Linked DNA regions of Homo sapiens: region 2 is linked to region 1. The links are chromatin contacts, found by Hi-C or POLR2A ChIA-PET in ENCODE. All regions are on one chromosome and are shown on one strand. The core of a region is the stretch at or near the end of the contact, and the rest is flanking DNA. Distances in the headings are between cores, read along the strand shown. Region 1 has its middle 100 kb from the start of FN1. Region 2 overlaps LINC00607 (long intergenic non-protein coding RNA 607).

Region 1 (7,296 bases), core at 2,472-4,971:
GGTTTGCGAGCCTCTGCCTACACTTAAGAGGATGTATAGAAACACTTGGATGTTCAGGCAGAAGTCTGATGCAGGGGCAGAGCGCTCATGGAGAACCTCTACTAGCGCAATGCAGAGGGGAAATGTGGGTTTGAAGCCCCCACACAGAGTTCTAACTGAGGCACTGTCTAGTGTAGCTATGAGAAGAGGGCTACCATCCTTCAGACCCCAGAATGGTAGATCCACCAACAGTTTGCACTGTGCACCTGGAAAAGCTGCAGGCACTCAACATCAGCCTGTGAAAGCAGCCTTGGGGGCTGTACCCTGCAGAGCCACAGGGGCAGAGCTGCCCAAGGCCCTGGAAGTCCACTCCTTGCTTGCATCAGTGTGGCTTGGATGTGAGACATAGAGTCAAAGGAGATGATTTTGGATCTTTAAGGATTAATAACTTCCCTGCTGGGTTTCGGACTGGCATGGTGCCTGTAGCCTCTTTGTTTTGGCCAATTTCTCCCTTGTGGAATGGGAGCATTTACCCACTGTTTTTACCCCCATTGTATCTTGGAAATAACTAACTTGTTTTTAGTTTTACAGACTCATAGGCAGAAGGGACTTACCTTGTTTCAGATGAGATTTTGGACTTGGACTTTTTGGAATAAGTTAAGACTTTGGGGGACTATTGGAAAGGCATGACTGGTTTTGAAATGTGAGGAGGACATGAGATTTGGGAGAGGCCAAGGGCTGAATGATATGGTTTGGCTCTGTATTTCCTCTCAAATCTCATGTTGAATTGTAATCCCAGGTGTTGGGGGAGGAATCTGATGGGAGGTGATTGGCTCATGAGGGTAGATTTCCCCCTTGCTGTTCTTGTGATAGTGAGTGAGTTCTCATGAGATCTGGTTGTTTTAAAGTGTGCAGCGCTTCCCCTTTGCTCTGTCTCTTCCTCCTGCCCTGCATGTGAAGAAGGTGCTTGCTTCCCCTTCACTCTTCCACCATGATTGTAAGTTTCCTGAGGCTTCTCCAACTATGCTTCCTGTGCAGCCTGCAGAACTATGAGTCAAGTAAACCTCTTTTCTTTATAAATTACTCAGTCTCAGGTAGTTCTTTATAGCAGTGTGAGAACAAACATTATCCAAAATAGCTAAAAGATGGAAGCAACCGAAGTGTCCATAGACTAGACGAAAGGATATGCAAAATGTGTGTAAAATAAGCCAGTCATCAAAAAGAAAAATACTGTGTGTTTCCACTTATATGAGGTACCTAGAGGAGACAAAGATTACAGAGATAGGAAGTAGAATGTGGTTGCCAGGGACTACATGGAGAGAGGAATGAAGAGTTATTGCAGTTTTACAAGATGAAAAGAATCCTGGAGATGGATGGTGATGATGATTGCACAACAATATGAATGTACTTAATGCTACAGAACTGTACACTTAAAAATGGTTAAGATAGTAAATGTTATATGTATTTCACGAAGATTTAAAATTTTAAATTAGAAAAAATGAGGGATTTTATACTCTTTTTAAGCAACATTTTTGTTCAGTTTCTGTTAATGTTAATAGTAGTTGTTATTTTTCATTTGACCTGACTTATCCAGTAGATGCATTCGATAGTTGCTTTGCATTATGTGACATTTCAGTAATAAATCTCTAGAGGAAAATATTTCATTTTCATGATGTTTACTTATGATGGGGTGATGATAAAATTATCATAGCTGCTCCTAGAATCTGTTAACAATGTTTCATTGATAAGTGTGGGCAAACTAGACCTGGAGTCCTCTAATTAGCTATGATGACTAGTTAACAAGCAGACAAGGTCAGGCAAATAAACATTTATGTCCACATGCTTGCATGAGGAAGTGGCTGAAGGGTGGAGTGTGTATTTTGGTCAAAAGAATGTTTAGTGATGTTTTCTTTTCCATGTTGGTTATAATTCAGCCGTCTCAGAAATCTAAATATATTCAAGTTCAGAAGCATTGTTGGCTTTGAAAACACTGATTATTTTTGTTCATATATCTAATAAACATTACATGGCCCTTCTTGTCTATAGAAAAAAATCTAACTTTGCCAAAAAAGGGCCCTAACTGGAATGATTTATATGCACTCAATATCAGGAATAAAAGCTTTATTAGTTTTAGTTGGTAAAATAATTTTGTGTTGTGGGAATCATTTTTCAAAATGCTTTATTTTCTAAACACATTACCCAAAAATACTGGGGATGGGTTATTGAAATTTCAATAATTATCATCGTATTTCTCTATTTTGGCTAAATAGAAACAAAGGCAATACATAAAAACCTATAGTGGAGCTTGAGAATTTAAAACCTATTCCTACAGTTCATGATGCTTTAATTGTAGGTACAGTGCTAAAAACACCTCTGCCACTTCACCAAAAATTTGCTCTCGAGTCCTATAGAATGTCTTTACGTGAATTGATGCACACCCCTCAGTTGATAATTCCCTCAATGACTACCTGAAATCGCTGATTTTCAGATAGTCACGTAATGCACAGACATCTCCACATTCCACAGAACAATTAGAAGAATCCTCAGGGGACATAGCTGAAGGGGAAAAAATAATTCTTCCTTTTAGATGACACATATGAAAGCATTGCCAATCCTAGTGTCATTATGCTTTGAGAGGAAAAAACAGACACAGACTGCTTTGTTGTTTTAAAAAGTTATAAATAGATGTTTATAAATTCAAACAATTAGAAATCGAAAGTAGAAAGTGCAAGTCCTCTTTGATCAATCCCATGCTCTAAAAGTAATCACTTTAAGAGTTTGGCAAGGGCTGGAAGCAGTGGCTCAGGTCTGTAATTCCAGCACTTTGGGAGGCCGAGGTGGGCAGATCACCTGAGGTTGGGAGTTTGAGACCGGCCTGACCAACATGGAGAAACCCCGTCTCTACTAAAAATACAAAATTAGCCGGGCATGGTGGCGCATGCCTGTAATGCCAGCTACTCGGGAGGCTGAGGCAGGAAAATAGCTTGAACCCGGGAGGCAGAGGTTGTGGTGAGCCAAGATCGCACCACTGCACTCCAGCGTGGGCAACAAGGCAAAACTCCATCTCAAAAGAAAAAAAAAAAAAGAGAGTTTGGCATGTATATTTTTCTAAATATTTTGTTTGGCTTCTGAAAAAAAGTATATGTATTTATATAGTTTTTACAAAAATAGAATTAAAAACTCATACTTTTCTGTAACTTACTCTTTACTTACTTTTTATCATTTAATAATGATACAAAGAAACCTGCACAGATCTGCATCATTCATTTTCATATATGCACGATAATTCATTTTAATGAATGTCCTACAATGTGTATAACTCATTCCTTCTTGATGGATATTGAATAACATGCTGGTTATTGTCTGCTTGCCTGCTTCACAGCTTATTCTCTGCTTTAATCTATAGTTCTTTATGCTCTAGGATGCTGAACCTTGGCCTCTGGTCGGGTTTAGCCAATAGAAAGCATGGCGGATTTGGGGTTGGGGGAAAGAGGTCATGATATTTCTTCCATTTCCTTCCTCACTGAGCTGCATTTTCTGGAAGTGACGGAGCTGTTCTAAATATAATTCCTTCACCATGCCTCCATTCTGGTTCTGTTAACATAGTTCCTTTCTTTGCCTAGAGGTGGTGATGGCTTCCAGCTGTTGCTAATCTGCATGACTTACTGTCTCTTACAAAGTCCTATAACCAGTAAATGTTTAGGATTTGGCAATTTCTGTGGGTATAAATACTTTTGCAGTTTCTGATTTCAGGATACCAACTTGAGGTCACCAAATGTAACGATGGGAAGAATTGTGCACCAGAACACCACCACCTTATCCATGTTAGCATCTCATAAATTAGTCACTTTATTAACTTGAACTGAGTTGTTTCCTGTCAGAATTCTGATTGCCATAAATGATTTCCTTTTCCCCTTCCTTCCTTCCTTCCTTCCTTCCTTCCTTCCTTCCTTCCTTCCTTCTACCTTCCTTCCTTCCCTCCCTCCCTCCTCTGTCTGTCTTTCTTTCCTATTACAAGTAATAGTAAAGCAGCAAGGACTTTCTTATGAAAAAGTATTACTAGAGGTTAAATTCTGAGAACTGGGCGAAAGGTATGTCAATTCAATATTTTCATAAATATCACCTAATTGCTTTATAAAAAGTTGTATCAATTTACAGGTCCTCAAAAAGTTCCAAAAATGCATCTTTCTGCATAACCTCATCAACAACAGATATTTTTAACTTTTTAAAATTATTGTTAATAGATTAGTAAAAATGATACTTTATTTGTATTTACTTGTACAATATTATTGTTGTGGCTGAAAATCATTGTATAATTTTGCATTAAATAAATTTTTGCTGTGCATATGTGAATTGGGGGATACAATAGTCAGGTGTCTGAATTCTCTTGGAAATTTAATGAAGGGCCAGTGGCTGCTCCGCTGTCAGGAGTAAAGGAGAGATGGTCATTAGTTTGTTTAGGAAATGGCTGTATGAGTGTTTCCCATTGCTGTGGTCTGAATTGGTGTTCCCCCCAAATTAATATGTCGAAGCCCTAATTCCTAGTGTAGCTGGAGACAGGGTCTGTAGGATGCAAGGTTAAATGAAGTCATAAGAGTGGGCCCTTAATTCAACAGGACTGTGGTCTTGTAAAGAAGAGAAATCTCTCTTTCTCTCTCTCTCTGTCATGCTGTCATGTGAGGACCCAGAGAGAAAGCAATCATCCAGCAAGGAAGACAAGTCCTCACTAGAACCCAACTGTGCTGACACCTGAAGAAGGAAGTGACAATTCAGGGATAGGAAGCTCCCAGTAATGAGCGCTCTTGAAAGAATCCATGAAAGTACCCAAAGAAGAGTCAGTTGCAAACATCTTTTATGTCTAGAAAAGCACAAAGATATCTTACGATGGTTGTGGTCCATGTTTTCATCTACAGATGGAGAACTTCACTCACCGAATATATTTTGGTGGGACAGTGGAAGACAAAATTAGCACTTTAATTCCATGGCATAGGTCTAAAATGCTCAAATGAGTGACTCCCAAATGGAACTCCCTAGCCCAGAGTTTCTTGTGAATTCCTCACCCACCATTTTGAAGCCTAGGCTTCCTACCTCTCTTCTCACTGTTTAAGATGTTTCAAAATGCAAACATTTAACATCAGAATTAACTTTCCCTATTCCCCTTCAACCAAGCTCCCATCAAAGTTGAAGAAAGAGAACTCTTTTCATGCTGTTGCTTATTTCATAAACTTGGGAGCCAGAGTCATCTTTGTGCTTTCTTCTCACTTACCTCCTCTCCACCCCCAAATAAGTTCTATGAATAAATATACTTCACACCACCCACTTCTCTTTATCATCCCTGAGTCCCAGCCACCTTTATCTTCTGTCTGGTCTATTGCATTAACATATTTACTGGTCTCCTGCGTCGTCTTTGGCTCCTTCAAGTTTATTCTCTTACATAGTGGCCCGAGTGATCACAAAATAACAATCTGGTCATGCCTCCTCCTTAAAGCCCTTCATTGTTTCTAAATTGGTCTTGAGATAAAGATCCAAATCCTGAACCTCATCTGTGAAGCCCTTAATATCTGACACTTGCCAACATTGCCAGCACCACTTTCCCATTTTCCCATCACTTACCACCCAATGGCCTTCAGTTAAAACTTAATTTCTTTCCTGATCCCCCAAATCAAACTACATTCCTCTTCTATGCACTCTACTAGTATTTTATTTCCCCTCTTTTTTTTTTTTCTTTTTTTTTTTGAGACGGAGTCTCCCTCTGTCGCCCAGGCTGGAGTGCAGTGGTGAGATCTCGGCTCACTGCAAGCTCCGCCTCCCGGGTTCACGCCATTCTCCTGCCTCAGCCTCCCGAGTAGCTGGGACTACAGGTGCCCGCCACCATGCCTGGCTAATTTTTTGTATTTTTTAGTAGAGACGGGGCATTTCCCCTACTTTTATAACCATTTTGTAATTGTAATTAAATAGATATTTATGTAATTATTTGTTTATTTAATATTAAGTACATATTTATGTAATTATTTCTTTAATGTTTAATGTTAGTCTCTGTCACTACACTATAAGCTCCATGAAGGCAGGGATGATACTTATCTGTTTTCCACTGTATCTCCAACACCCATTTGAGTACCTGGCACATAGAAGGGACTCAGTAAATATTTGTCACATAATTGACAAAGAAAAATCTGATACTAAAGTCATATCAGAGGAGGTTCAGGGAGTATATTCCTAAGCCATGGGCATAAAGGTACTCAACTTCTGTGCCTCATGTGTTTCCTGAAAGAGCCAATTTAACGTTGAGCCTATATGTCTATCCTAAGAGTTAGGACTCAGATATTAATAGGGTATCCAAATAGAGATAGAATTATTTCCACCATTAACTCAATATAAGCAAAAGGATGCCCATCTTCACCTAAGATCCAGTGTAGATCTTGGGTCACTTCTGCTAAGAACATCAATGAGGGACGGGGTTGGGGGAAGGCAACATACAGATTTTAACATCATCAGTTTTTTTTTTTAAGTCTCTTAACTCTAATAGATGAGGACATTAAAATTAACTTCATGTGTGGCATCCAAAACATGGTGATTTAACTTTGTATAAAGAGAAAAAAAAATTTTGCTTCAACTTTTCACTTTTCTAGAAGCTTATATTAGAACCACTTCAGTCCTTGCCCAAATATGGTGACATAACACTGTAGATTGAAGAAATTGGCTTGAATATATAGTTTGAAATCCAGACTGGATGTAACAAGACCCCAGTGAGTCAGTATGTGATTGTTCCAAAAGTCTGGATGAAGGCCAGTCATTCATAGCTTGCCATTTCCAATGAGATTTCAAAACATGAATACTTTTAGAATCATTATTAAATAACAACAATCAAAATATCTGAAATAACAGTAGCAAATTCTAGTAAAAGATGTAAAATATACGTTCAGATTGCTTAAAATAGCCATTATAATACCATTTGCATCTACCAAGATTATTTCTAATAGCAAAGCCCCATATTCTAAGTTTGACAAGAAAGACAGGGATTTAAAAGAAAGTGTTGACTGTTCAGTATAGGATATAGAGTCAAAGAAATTTGTCAACACACTCAAAATTAGAATTTCTATAGTCACCATTTATTTTTGGACTTTTTCTCGAATGCCAGGCCAATATTTATAGAACCTGGGCTGAGCCGAGTGGTAGCCAGCATCATGTGGCATGTGGCTACCTTGGATGGTGTTTCCTGGATGATTTCCACCCTCCTCCATCCCTCCCAGCCAAAAGTATCCTTTATACCTGCACAGGTTCTGGAATTTTACCATTTGACATCTTGAAATTTCTTAG
Region 2 (7,296 bases), core at 4,744-7,243, 230 kb after region 1:
GTGAAGCTGTGTGCTCAAGAAAACATACGTGTGGCATATGGGCACCTGCAGAACCAGCATGGTCAAGCCATGAATGCATTCAAACTAAGCACCTTGCTTCTGTTTTGCCTTAGCTTGAAAAGTAAAGCAAGAAATGAATAGCAAAAAGCTCCAGGTCCAGCAGTCTATCACAGGAATTTTCCAAAGGAGCTGAAAAATCTGGATATGATCTCTTATACTGGAAAAGCCTATTATAATGCAGGACTGGGGAGAAGCTCAGCAAAAGGCAAAAATAAAGAAGGGAAAGTCAGCAAGAAATAAATTTCACTGGTCAACTCAGCAGTAACGCTGTCTGCAACAAGTCTTCAGCTCAGTTCTCACTTTTGGGACAAGTACTCGTTCATCCATCTGGAGCCAACACACCAATTATAATTCCAGATCTGCTCTAATAAACCAAGAGATCTTGAGCAGATCACTCTAGCAAGTGCTGAGGAGAGTATCCGGCACACAGTGGATACTTGATAAATATTGGCTAAATTTACATCTACCTTTTTGTTTCCAGGATTTCTCATTTGCAAAGTTGTCTAATTAATGGAGTAAATAACATTTCCACATTTGCAATGCATACCATTACATCATGCTTCATGGTTCAAGAATTATTTTCATATGCATTCTCTCATGAACTCTTCACAATAACTGTTAGTCAGACATGGAACAGGTGTTATTATTCTCATGTTACACACAAGGTAAGTATGGCTCAGGCACATTAACTAGACAATCACACAGCTAGTAAGTTATATAGCTCTTTAAATCTCATAGATTGTTAGATATCCTATAAGAAAATGTATCTAAAATTGCCTGGTACATAGTAAGTAGCCCATAAAAAGTAGTTCTATGGGGAGCCAGTAGAGCACAATAATTAAATCACAGGCTTTGAATTTTGTATCCAGACTCCATCACTTATTGTGATGGGTTGATTTTGTGTGTTACCTCAATTGGATCAGAGTGCCTCTCTGCCTGTCTTTGAGCTGGGACATAGGTGTTCTCCTGTCTTTGGACTCAGACTCGAGCTGGAACTATACCACTGGCTCTTTTGAGTCATCAGTTTTCCAGCTGGAGATCATGAACTTCTCAGGTCCCTCGTCACATGAGCCAATTCTTTATTTTATATACATGCACAAAAAAGAACCAATGGAGGAGATATCTATAGATATCTCTGTTTTTCTGGAAAACTCAGACTAATACAGATTTGGTACCAAAAAGTGGGGTGCCACTGTAACAAATACCTAAAAATGTGGAAATGATTTTTTAATTAAGTAACGGGTAGAGGAGGCTGGAAGAGTTTTGAGATACAAACTAGAAAAAGCCAAGACTGCTATGAAGGGACTGTTAAAGGCAATTCTGGTGATGGCACAAGAAAAAAAAAAGATGAAAGCTATAGAGAAAGCTTCCATCTTGGAGAATATATAAGAAATCATGAATAGAATGTTAATAGAAATATAGAAGGTAAAGGCCATTCTTGTGAGGTCTCAGACAGAAATAAGGAACAAATTATTGGACAATGCATAAAAGAATATCCTTGTAATAAAGTGGCAGTGAATTTGGCTGAATTGTTTTTTAGTGTTTTATGGAAAGCAAAACTTGCCAATGATGAAATTGGACATTTAGCTGAGGAGATTGCTAAGCAAAGTGTTGAAAGAGCAGCTTTCTTCCAACTGCTTATAGTAAAATGTGAGAAGAGCAAGATAAATTGAAGATGGAATTGCAAGCAAAAAGGAACCAGAACTTCTCAGCCTATCTATATTGCAAAAAATAAGAACGCTTGCTCTGAAAAGAACACTAAGGATCTGGCCAAGCAACCATTCATTAAGGAGATTAAGCTGGGTGTGAACCATGAACCTAATCAGTCACTCCAGCAGAAACACTGCCAGTTTGAACTGAAAGGGACCAAGATGAGATGAAATGAAGGAAGGTTGTTGGAATTCTTGGATCCTAAAGGACTGGACCTTTATGATCTATAGAGCAATTTGGCTGTGAACATACACTACTCTTCAAGACAAAGGTAGAATGACCCTGAAGGCAATCCCAGAGCTCATCTCTGGATGTGGCAATTCAGATCCACGTCCCAATGCCTCACTCCTAGAGACCAATACAGCAACCACTGTCTTTCCACTCTGTCCTGAGAGCCAGTCCCCGTAGCCTCTTCCTTATCTCCTTGAATGCAGACCCCTCATGGAATCCTAATGTGGGTTTTCACCCCCTGGAAATATGCCCAAGAGCGCTTTACCTCTTCCACCTTTTTATCAGCAGGGAGACTTTCTATCACATATAAGCATAGCATCTCAGCAATACCTCCCACCTCACCTCTCTTTCTCTCTCTTTTGCTCTCTCTCTCTCTCTGTCTTTCTCTCTCTTGCTCTCTCTCTGCCATATGAGGACACAGCAAGAAGGCAGCTGTCTGCAAGGCAGGAAGAGAGCCCTCACAGAACTTGATCATGCTGCCTTCATGTTCTCAGACTTCCAGCCTCCAGAACTGTGACAAAATAAATTTATGTTGTTTAAGGACCTAGTCTCTGGTATTTTGTTATGACAGCCTAAGCTGACTAAGACACTTATCGAACTGTGTGCAACTAGAAAAGGTACTAAACCTTCTCAGGCTCAGTTTCCTCATCTGTACAACAGGAACAAGAATATCTACCTCATACCATTATTGGGAAAACTAAATGAGAGCAAGCGTAAAAAGCACATAACTCGAACTCTCTACCACACCTTTCTACTTCCCTAAATGATGTATGTGAAAATAAAACAAGATAGTTTATATAATAGTAGACTGAGATAACAACTGGAAATACTTTGAAAAAGAAAAATTACAAAACAAAGGGGCAGGATGAGGATTAGGAGCATAACTAATTGAGAGTATAAGTCATTACTTAATTGTACTAACTTACTAATTATCTATGTTATACTAAACCCACAGTGTCACAAATATAGGCCACTTCAAGTAAAAATAATACAATTTAGGAACAACTGCATTGGATGTGAGGGAGGAGAAAAGAGAGCTGAAGACACACACACACACACACACACACACACACACACAGAATATGTTGATTCCTAAAATGCCTTAGTCTTAGAAATATTTCAAAGCAATTAAAACACTTATATTAGGAAATATAGCAGGAGACAAAGACAATATGAAAGAAATTAAAAATACAAGGTAATTAAAGAAGGGAGCAATTTGAGAGGAGCGGGGGTTAGGGGGGTGGGGAAATGTTGACAAGAAATTAAGATGTTAAAGGAACAAAGTTCAGAATAGCTAATACTGAAAGGTCAAAAGCATGGAATTGTGTCTGCCACCTCCTCTTATTTTCCTGGTCACTATTGTTTATTAAAAGTAACCTCTCCTTAGCCACAGAGTCCCGTGGGGCATCTTCTACCTCAAGATTCTCTTTAGTAAAAGGCTCTTCTCACTCTCTTTTCCCAATAAAAGCTCAGATTTGTCCCATAAATTTCTGTCCGAGAGAGCTTGCACAGTCTCAGCCTCCTTGTCAAGCTTTGCAGTAGCAGTGGATGATTTTTATGAACTCTCCCTAGTTTGGGGCAAGATGACTTTGAGGGTCTTGACCATTTTTAAGAACTTACAATTCTCCTGGTAGTATTATGCTTATGTTTCTCCAAGGCCCTGACAACACATTCATCTTACTTTAATAATGATCCCATCATTTGTTGCTACCTTTAGGAGATCTTTCAAGAATGCAAGACAGGCAGATTTATTCTATTAGAATATCAGTAAAGTCAATCCTTTTATATAATAAATCCTGACAATCATGTAGAAAATGGCATTGATATATGTTTACATTGTGTTTGCATATGCATTTCTAAGAAAAAAGGCCTCTAAAAAACAAATATGAAAAGTAAGACAGAATTAATTAGTGAGTGCTTCCTGACCCAAAAGTGTGCAATATAAGGTAGATCTTTGGGGTACAACACATATTCCACAATGGATACTGCCTGAGTGGGGAGCCAGTGCCACGACCTCAGGCACTGTTAAAGGGGTCCCTGCCACAGCACCCCAAGGAAGGAAGGAAGTAGCCTTAAGAGTTGCAGACATCCAAATTTCTTTCTTTTCTTTTTTTTTTTTTTTTTGAGACGGAATCTTGCTCTGCTGTGTGACCCAGGCTGGAGTGCAGTGGTGTGCAGTGGTGTGATCTCGGCTCACTGCAAATCCCACCTCCTGGGTTCAAGCAATTCTCCTGCCTCAGCCTCCTGAGTAGCTGGGATTACAGGTGTGCACCACCACACCTGGCTAATTTTTGTATTTTTAGTAGAAACGAGGTTTCACCATGTTGTTCAGGCTGGTCTCGAACTCGTAACCTCGTGGTCTGCCCACCTCGGGCTCCCAAAGTGCTGGGATTACAGGCATGGAGCCACTGCGCCACAGACATCCAAATTTCTATGCCTGTACTATGTGAATCTGTCCACTTGTCCACAACTGACTAGGCCAGAATGGCTCCTCACCAAGACCAGTCAAGCTCTAAAAAGTGAGCTGAAGACAGAAATGAGCATTCACAACAAGTCTGAGTCACGTTAATGATCAGCCCTAGAAGAATCACCCATGAGCCACTGCTGCTGGTGGACCATAGACAACTGTCCTTTGAGGTTCCTGATTACCATGTGACGTGGCTGTTCCATGGCTTCCAGTCCACCCATGAAACCTGCTTGTTTTATTTCTCCTGTGCACAAGAGGCCTCGCCACAGGGCCAAGATTTCTTATCTCCACTTGTATCCTCTAACCACCTAGCCTAATCCTCACAGAAAGAATATAGTTAGCACACGAACTCTCTCTAACCATTTCTGTTCATAGGATATTTTCATCAGAAAAGCTTCCTTGACTATTTCAACACTCAAGTATCTTTTCAGCAGCAGGTACCTCTGCCACTTCCATAAGTGTTTACCTTGGATTGCTGTGTATTGACAGTCAGCTACTTAATCTGTCTATGTCTTGTCTCCCAAATCAATGATGAGTTTTTAGAGGAGAAAGAACTCTGTGTCTGACATAAAGTTGACCAGCCATCTTTAAGAGAGTTTAGGCTGAAAATTGCAGCTCATCGGCCCTTTTTTCCATGGATGAACAATAGCCTCTTCCTCCTGAGATAAAAGTGACCCAAGCCTGGTACTGTTTCTTTTTTATTCACTTATCTTTCTCAGAAAACCTACATTCACAAACCACTTGTACAAAGTGTTCAACATATTTAGAAGTCAGAAAGCTTTCTCGGCCACTTGAGAGTGTATTGAACCAGGCCTGTTACTCATGCTTCTTATCTTACTTATCTTATTATCTGCTCTCTCTACAGATCTACATCATCATGTGGGTCTTAATAAAAATAATCAAGAGTTACTATATTTGAGAATATTGGCCCAACCAATTCTCTGCCCTGGTGCTCTGTACAACCCCAAGGGCTCTGTGAAATCTTTCAAGGTTTCCCAGGAAAGTAGAAGAAATGAAAAGAGCAGAGTGGGTGAGACTCTAAGCCACAACACTCCCCTTTAACATTTTGATCTGTTTTCCATATTGGGCACAATAAGATTTATTCTACAGCCCTAAACAAAAATGAAAACTTGCCTGTACAGTGAGACTTGAGGAATCTAACTTAGCCCCCTGACCAAAAGCAGTCTTTCTACCTTTAGATTTTTCCTCTTTTGAAGTGAGGTTTTGTGCCTAGGGTTTTAAAAAGCCAGTACACTGGTATCAGTCTTGGATGCTCCATTATATAGCATTGCCTGTTAGAACTTGCATATAACACTCTGTTAAACTTGCTGCACAAATGAGACATATCCAAAAGGAAAGTTCCAATGGTTGGCCTGGGAGAAGAACTAGATAAAGACCCTGGAAGTTCTATCTTAAGAAATTCTTACCAGCATTTCCCAGGGGGGCAGGCAGGAAACAGCCTAAGGATTAAACCAACATGGGAGGGAGGTGGGTGCAGGGAGAGGGGGATTTATACAATTGTCCCTTGCATGGGAAACAGAGGCCAATAAAAGCAAACCTCACAATGACTCTGCAGGAATCCAGGACTTCCCAGCACTCAAAATTCACAAGCTTGCTGAGTATATCTTATCTTGACTTTTACAAGGAAAACAGTTAACCATTATAAGTTAACTATTTGTTCAGATCGCTCACTCCTCCATTCCACAACCAGTACATGTCAGGTTCTTTCCAATAATAATATTCTTCCTTGAGGAACATTCAGCAGAAATAGACCAATCAAAACTGGTAACACTAGGTTTATTTAAATATATATATAAGCTGCAGAAAAGTACAGACCAGAAATGGGGCTGTATCTTCTTTTTAGAAACCGCTCTCACATTCAGCAAGATATCTGTTTACAGGCAATACTAAAACCTGATTAAGGCTTAACAAAAACTAAGTCCACATGAAAGGAAATGTGGATATATGTGGATCGATGCTTTGTTAGGTTGATTTTTTTGTAAGATTGTGTATATATATATAAGCTATGAATTGGATTTAGAGGTACGACAATTTGTCACAAACCTATAAAATATTTTTCTACCCAACGTCACCCAATTTCTTACTTCTGGCAGACCAGGCATTTGATTAGAGTCTTCACTCTCCTTGGAGGCGTGCTGTGGAAAGGACACAGCACCTCTAATCATGCTTACCTCCTGCTATAGCCACTAGCATTATCCAAGAACACACTGACCTTTTGCGGTGCTACATTCCTTGGCAATTATCCTCACTCTTCTCTTAGTTTAATATTTTTACTTTCTTTTCTATCCTCAGACCCCCACCTCCATCTCCATCTTCCACTCAGTGAAAATAATTCTACTTGCATCTTTTTCCCATAAGGATCTATGTTTTTCTTATATTTTCATTCTCCTAATGTTTAGCAGGTCAAATGCAGTTGGTTTCATTAACAAATAAAAGCCACATGTCAAAATGGTTTAACAGTGTTAAATCCTGACCTGAGTTTAGCTTTGGCTCTGTGAACTTACCCTCAATGCCAAATGTCACATTTGATGTAGAAGCAACTGCTGTGCTGTTTAGATGTTCCTGACACCATTTGAATCCATTACTTCATTGAGATATTTTGCTCAACATCTTTTCCTTCTATGGATGAATTAATTGTGCCCAACACTGACCATCCTCACTCCAGAGCCCAGGCTAGCTATGACAACCCAGTCAACAACTCAAGGCTAGTCCTCCTCCCTCCCGATTTATACTTGGAGAGTCAGGCAATCTGCACCAGCAGGATAATAAAGATTCATTAAAGGGAAAGGAGACTGGGCAGATTTTTC

The links. A loop is a pair of places that touch in the nucleus more often than their neighbours do. ChIA-PET counts read pairs that join two places held with the same protein, here RNA polymerase II (POLR2A). Pooled maps may share reads with other maps.
Region 2: a map of chondrocyte shows a loop between it and region 1 (2.1-fold over the local background). The contact joins two enhancer-like sites. A Hi-C loop is called at or near these places in 2 of 168 maps with a recorded cell type or tissue (A673 and chondrocyte) and 1 of 50 pooled maps. POLR2A ChIA-PET finds 5 or more read pairs at or near these places in 2 of 52 experiments (AG04449 and AG04450).

What each region holds. Positions count from the first base shown.
Region 1 is chr2:215,534,135-215,541,430 of GRCh38, forward strand. No RefSeq gene overlaps it. Among named protein-coding and RNA genes, the nearest start is that of FN1, 100 kb to the left of the region's middle. Within about 2 kb of position 3,722, at least 2 of the 41 ENCODE cell types and tissues checked have a DNase peak (open chromatin) inside an H3K27ac peak, as active enhancers do; they include A673, where a contact is called at or near this core.
Region 2 is chr2:215,766,163-215,773,458 of GRCh38, forward strand. The region is part of intron 1 of LINC00607 (long intergenic non-protein coding RNA 607); the gene reads right to left. Among named protein-coding and RNA genes, the nearest start is that of LINC01614, 52 kb to the left of the region's middle. RefSeq lists an enhancer at 5,884-6,178. Within about 2 kb of position 5,994, at least 5 of the 41 ENCODE cell types and tissues checked have a DNase peak (open chromatin) inside an H3K27ac peak, as active enhancers do; they include A673, where a contact is called at or near this core.